Linked DNA regions of Homo sapiens: region 2 is linked to region 1. Evidence: read pairs that join two places in POLR2A ChIA-PET (ENCODE). Cell type or tissue: OCI-LY7. All regions are shown on one strand. Links, peaks and the distances in the headings refer to the core of each region. The heading gives the core; the rest is flanking DNA.

The links. Peaks named below come from ENCODE experiments on the same cell type or tissue, not always from the same donor. Only the 100,000 strongest peaks of a DNase experiment are listed, where the experiment ranks them.
Region 2: POLR2A ChIA-PET joins it to region 1 with 6 read pairs; 2 of 35 experiments call an interaction of 5 or more read pairs at or near these places.

The regions. Positions count from the first base shown.
Region 1 is chr20:53,135,642-53,138,558 of GRCh38, forward strand. The region is part of intron 1 of TSHZ2 (teashirt zinc finger homeobox 2); the gene reads left to right. Among named protein-coding and RNA genes, the nearest start is that of TSHZ2, 160 kb to the left of the region's middle. In OCI-LY7, for the core only: a CTCF peak has its summit at 2,099; no DNase peak of the experiment used is centred there.
Region 2 is chr20:53,921,850-53,924,766 of GRCh38, forward strand. All of the region lies in intron 1 of BCAS1-AS1 (BCAS1 antisense RNA 1), which reads left to right. Among named protein-coding and RNA genes, the nearest start is that of BCAS1-AS1, 7.8 kb to the left of the region's middle. In OCI-LY7, for the core only: a CTCF peak has its summit at 2,188; DNase peaks (open chromatin) are centred at 1,272 and 2,212; H3K4me3 peaks cover 1,102 bases; H3K27ac peaks cover 2,500 bases.

The sequences.
Region 1 (2,917 bases), core at 249-2,748:
CTGGAGTACAGTACAGTGGTGCAACCATAGCTCACTGCATCCTTGACCTCCTGGGCTCAAGGATCCTCCCACTTCAGCCTCCAGAAGTGAGGCTGGAACTACAGGTGTGCACCACCATGCCCAGCTAATGTTTTATTTTTTTTTTTAGAAATAGGGTCTCCCTATGTTGTCTAGGCTGGTCTCAAACTCCTGGGCTCAAATGATCCTCTGACCTCAGCCTCCCAAAGCATTGGGATTATAGGCGTGAGCCACCACACCCAGACAATGTTTGTCCCATTTCTAGTACTTCAGTTTTAGGTAGTGTATTCGTGTGCTTTCTGTTGCTTATAACAGAATATCTAAAAGTGGTCAATTTACAGAGGAAATAAATGTATTTATTATAGTTACAGAAGCTGAGAAGTCCAAGGTTGAGGGGCTGCATCTGGTGAGGGCCTTCTTGCTGGTGGGGACACTCCACAGAGTCCCAAGGTAGCATAGGGCATCACACTGCGAGAATGCTGAGTGTGTTAAGGTGCCATGCACAAGTCTCTCTTCCTCTTATAAAGCCACTAGTTGCACTCCCATGTTAACCCATTCATTCATTAACCCTTTAATGCATGAATGGATTCATCACCTCTTCAACGCCCTACCTCTCAATACTGCCAGGCAGGGGACAACATTCAAACCATAGCAAGTAGAGAGCGTATATTGGTGCATGCATTTACCAAATTAAAACATGGAGAAAACCAAGGGATCGAAGAGCTAGTTTTTAAGGGAACTTAAAATTAATTTGAGCTTACATGGCAGATGGACTACTGGGAATAATAACTCCTTCCACCATGTATTGGCTACTTGCTGTATGTCAGGCACTGTGCTGAACACTGTATTTCAATATTTTATTACCTCTCTTAAAGCCCACTTCAGTAGACACTCTTAATTCTGTTTTATAGAAGAGGAACCTGTAACATCAAAGTAGTTAGAGGAAAGTATCCAATCTCCCTCCCAAACACTGGAACTTCCCAGCAGTTTGTGCTTCTCTTGGCTTGAGTTAAGAGTTTCAAGTCTCCTTTCACTCAGTAGTTTAGATAAACTTGATATTATAGTTTCCTTTCATTCCTCTAAGTGATGCAAATTGCTTTACCCAAAGAAAGGCATCACATTACACCATTACAGGAAAAAAAAAAATCTACTGAGGAAGAAGGGGAAAAGAGATGTTTGGATTTTTTTTCCCCTTCATTTTTTTTTCTACCTGATTAAAATGACTGTTAGGATCCATTTTCCCCTTCTTTCTTGTTAAGTGAAGATATTCCGATCTTACATACAGAAGCAAAATGAAGAAAAGAGATGATCGGTTATGTGGTTTAATGGACTGATATCGTCTAGATGATTCACAAAGCAGGGAGGGTGGTGTGTCTGCCCTCCTCTGCCTGTCCCTGTGTGGGGATGGCGCTTGGGTTCCGAAAAATTAAAATACATGCAATCAACCAGTTACCTACTTCAATTTCCCACTGTAGTTATCCTGGTTTGCCTTTATCATTGATAGTAACACTTCTGCAGCTAAAAATCTAAGAATTAGATTTACAAAATACCAAGAAAACTGCTAACAGAAATTTTTCTTCTATTAGCTATGTAGCATCCACAGCTGGGCAGACAGATGGATAATATATTCGTGTTTCTTTTTTTTTTTTTTTTCATTCTAAACACTGTGTATCAAGTAAATTGTTTTCCCCAGGAAGGATCTTGCTGGCTCCGTCACCAAGAATTCAGCTCCTGCAGGTTACATAACTGTTCGTTAGGCATTGAAGAGCTCAAGATTCCAGCGTCTGTGAATAACTGATATAAATGGAATCACTTTGTAAATGGCTGTCAGGAACTGCCCCTCCATTAAGGAGCCACGTCTAGCCCATCACAGTTGCCACCATCCCTCTCTCACCCATCAAATCTGCCGCTAAATCCTATTTGGTCTACCTCTGAAGTGGCCCTCAAATGAGTCCCTAACTCTCTTCACCCCCACGGCTGCTGCTTCATCCAGGACTTTGTCACCTTTCAGACACATTCATATCATCGCCCTCTAGCTGATCTCTGTGCACGTAGCCCCTTTAATCCATTCTTCTTATTGGCAACAGGAGCATCTTTGTAAAGCACAGCTCTGACCTGATCATGTAGTTCCAAAAATACTACAGATCCCAGGGCTCCAAACAATATTTCCACAAGTGTAGCGGATAAGATGCTTTGGAGGAACATACAAATGAATACATTTCATTTGAATAGTTGTGGTATTTTTAGAGCTATCTTTAAAAAATAAATCTAATAAAGTGTATTTTTAAGTGAGCTACTTAAAAAAGAAATCCCCAAGTCAGTAGCCAGCCAGGACAAAAATTGTGAAAGTGGTCCACAAATGACTAATGTTTGGAAAACACTGGCAGAGGCAGAAAATCCAAACTCCTTAGCCCAGCATTAACAATACTTCATATATCAGTGGCCGGGCGCAGTGGCTCATGCCTGTAATCCCAGCACTTTGGGAGGCCAAGGCGGGCAGATCATGAGGTCAGGAGATCGCGACCATCCTGGCTAACACGGTGAAACCCCGTCTCTACTAAAAAATACAAAAAAATTAGCTGGGCGTGGTGGTGGGCGCCTGTAGTCCCAGCTACTTGGGAGGCTGAGGCAGGAGAATGGCATGAACCCAGGAGGCTGAGCTTGCAGTGAGCAGAGATCAAGCCGCTGCACTCCAGCCTGGACGACAGAGCAAGACTCTTGTCTCAAAAAAGAAAAAAAAAAAAAAACAATACTTCACATATAGGTTCCTCCAAAATAGCAAATAGTCACCTTAAGGTCTGCCTATTCTCCCTCCACACAAGCTTTTCAACCAGGGCTTTTCTCTCACCCTTAGTCACATCAAACACTCGGCAGTTTTTTCAGCACACTAAGTCCTTTC
Region 2 (2,917 bases), core at 147-2,646, 790 kb after region 1:
AGCATGGGGTTGAAATGGGTTGTTGATGTAAATGTGCCGCGTTGTGGTGGTGGTGGAGAGGTTGTCGGAGCCTATTAATGTTAAAAGGAAAAGTGCGCACTCAATCAGCCTGCAGGTGCAATTCTTTACCTGCCCTAGAGAAATGAAATTCTCATGGGTGCACAGGGAGAAGTGGTAAAGGGTGCCCTTTGTTGTATTATTATTTGTTTCAGTGAAGAACTAGAAACAACCTAAACGTGCATCAGGAGTTCAAGACCAGCCCGGCCAAGAGACCAGCCTCGCCAACATGGTGAAACCCCATCTCTACTAAACATACAAAAATTAGCCGGGCGTGGTGGCGGGCACCTGTAATCCCAGCTACTCAGGAGGCTGAGGCAGGAGAATTGCTTGGACCCCAGAGGCAGAGGTTGCAGTGAACCGAGATCGTGCCACTGCACTCCAGACTGGGTGACAGAGCAAGACTCCATCTCAAAAAACAAACAAACAAAACCAAAAAGAAACGCCCCCTCACACAAAAAAGTGGAGTTATAGGAAAATATAGCGTTATAGATGGCCTGTGCTGCGGCTTCCTCTCCCTCTCCTCCTCCCTCCTCTTCCCCCTCTCATTTCCACCCCCACTTCTTTAGAAACAGGATCTGAAGAAAACGCATCACATATACAACACTAGATACCCTTGATGTTCCTGAGATTGGGAATAAGTGGTTAAAAGTGAATTTAGGCCAGGGGCAGTGGCTCATGCCTGTAATCTCAGCACTTTGGGAGGCCGAGGTAGGAGGATCACTTGACGTCAGGAGTTTGAGACCAGCCTGACCAATATGGTAAAACCCCATCTCTACTAAAAATACAAAAATTAGCCAGGCATGGTGGCACATGCCTGTAGTCCCAGCTACTTGGGAGGCCAAGACAGGAGAATCACTTGAACCCGGGAGGTGGAGGTTGCAGTGAGCCAAGATTGTGCCACTGCACTCCAGTCTGGGCGACAGAGCGTGACTCCATCTCAGAAAAAATAAAAAAATAAAAAAAAAATGAATTTAATGTTTACCTTTATCTTTAAATTGTTGATTATCATTTTAACTAAGAAAGTGCTGTTGTGTATCACTTGTGCAATTAGAAATTAAAGCATAGCACAATGGATTTCGTGTTTTGCAAGGGCTGTTTCAGCAGTTATGGGAGTGGAAAATAGATTACAACATTCTGAGAAGTAAATGGGAGGTAAAGAGGCAGAAATTGAAATTAAGGGGAAGTGAAACATAGGGCTACAGGATGGGGGAAGACAGTCAAGGGAAACTTCTGTGTTGGTTTGCTTTTAACTGGAGTGACCCAAAAGCTCACTAAAAGGGCATGTTGGCTTCTCCTCAGAGGGCGTTGCTGCTACGGTACAGCAATGGAATTTGTTTCTGAGCTGAGATCACTCCCGTAATTTACATCCCAACTCTTCTGATACAGAAAAGCCTAGAAGGAAGTTGGTGTGAAATAAAAATAGTTTGATTGGTAGAATCAAATTATAATCTCTGTATAAAGGCTAAACATTTGCATGGGGGAAATGTTGCTTGAAATAGGATACAAAGGAATGTCCACCAATAGAGAAATTATTAAATGTTATAATAACCTGTAGGGTAGACTATTAGGTAGTTATTAAAAATCATGTTTTTCAAGTTTTAGAAAAATTTTAAAACATGGGAAAATGCTGGTAATACAATGTTTAATTTTAAAAGTGCATGCTATGAAACTTTATGCAGTTGAGTGCTTACAAAATAGTATTTCTGCATAAAGAAAAAAAGAAGGAAAAGTGGTTAAAATGTTAACAGTGGTTCTCTCTGGGTGATGAGGAAATTGGTGATTTTATTTTTCATGCATTTCTGTTGACACAACAATTTTCCGTCAAAAACATCATTGCTTTTATAATTCCCCAAAGGAACTGTTTTTAAAACTGTAGTTTGAAAATCATTTAGGAGGGAAGACAGCCAAGGAAGGGTTCCTGTTTGACAAGCAATCAGGCAAGCAGGCCGTAAGCAGCCTGGGCTTGGATTTTGGAGTTTTTTTTCTCCCACCTTTTCCCCAGATATCAAATGTCAGGCCTCCACACCATTAAAAGGACCTAGAACCATCAACTTCTCCAAGACTGGGTAACAAAAGTCAACTCTTTCCTGCTCCTAACTCAAGGGGGTGTTGTGTGTTCTTAACTTTATAAGAGAAACACAGAACTCTAGGGAGCTATAGACACAAGCTAGCAACAAAGATGTGGCCCCTGTCTCCTCAGGCTGACCTGAACAAGTTGTGTGATTCGCTGAGAGAAGGACTCTGCCCGCCTCCCTCATACTGACCCCGCTGCTTTCCCCAACATGGCAGGAGGCGATGCAGCCTCGTGATTAAGTCTGCAAACTGGGAATCACACACTCCCATTTGGAATCTTTGCTTTTTTGCTTAACAGCTCTGTGGCTTCTGGCAAATTCTGTAACTTCTTTACACCTCAGTTTTCTCATGTGTAGAAAGGAGATGAAGAACCCCACCTCACTGGGTTCCTCTGAAGATTAAATGGAATAACTCCATAGAGGAGAACATGCAACAGTTACTGAATCAATGATTTCATTCTCAGGTTCTCTAATTTTATTTTCTTTTCATCCTGCCTTATGGCCATAATTCAGGTGATAAAATAAGAAAGGACATGGCTGGCTGTGGTGGCTCTTGCCTGTAATCCCAGAACTTTAGGAGGCCAAGATGAGAAGATTCCTTGAGGCCAGGAGTTCAAGACCAGCCTGAGCAACATAGCTCAAAACATTCTCTACAAAAAAATGAAAAGATTGCTGGGCATGGTGGCATGTGCCTGTAGTCTCAATTACTTAGCAGTCTGAGGCAGAAGGATCTCTTGAGCTCAGGAGTTTGAGGCTGCAGTGAGCCATGACTACGCCACTGCACA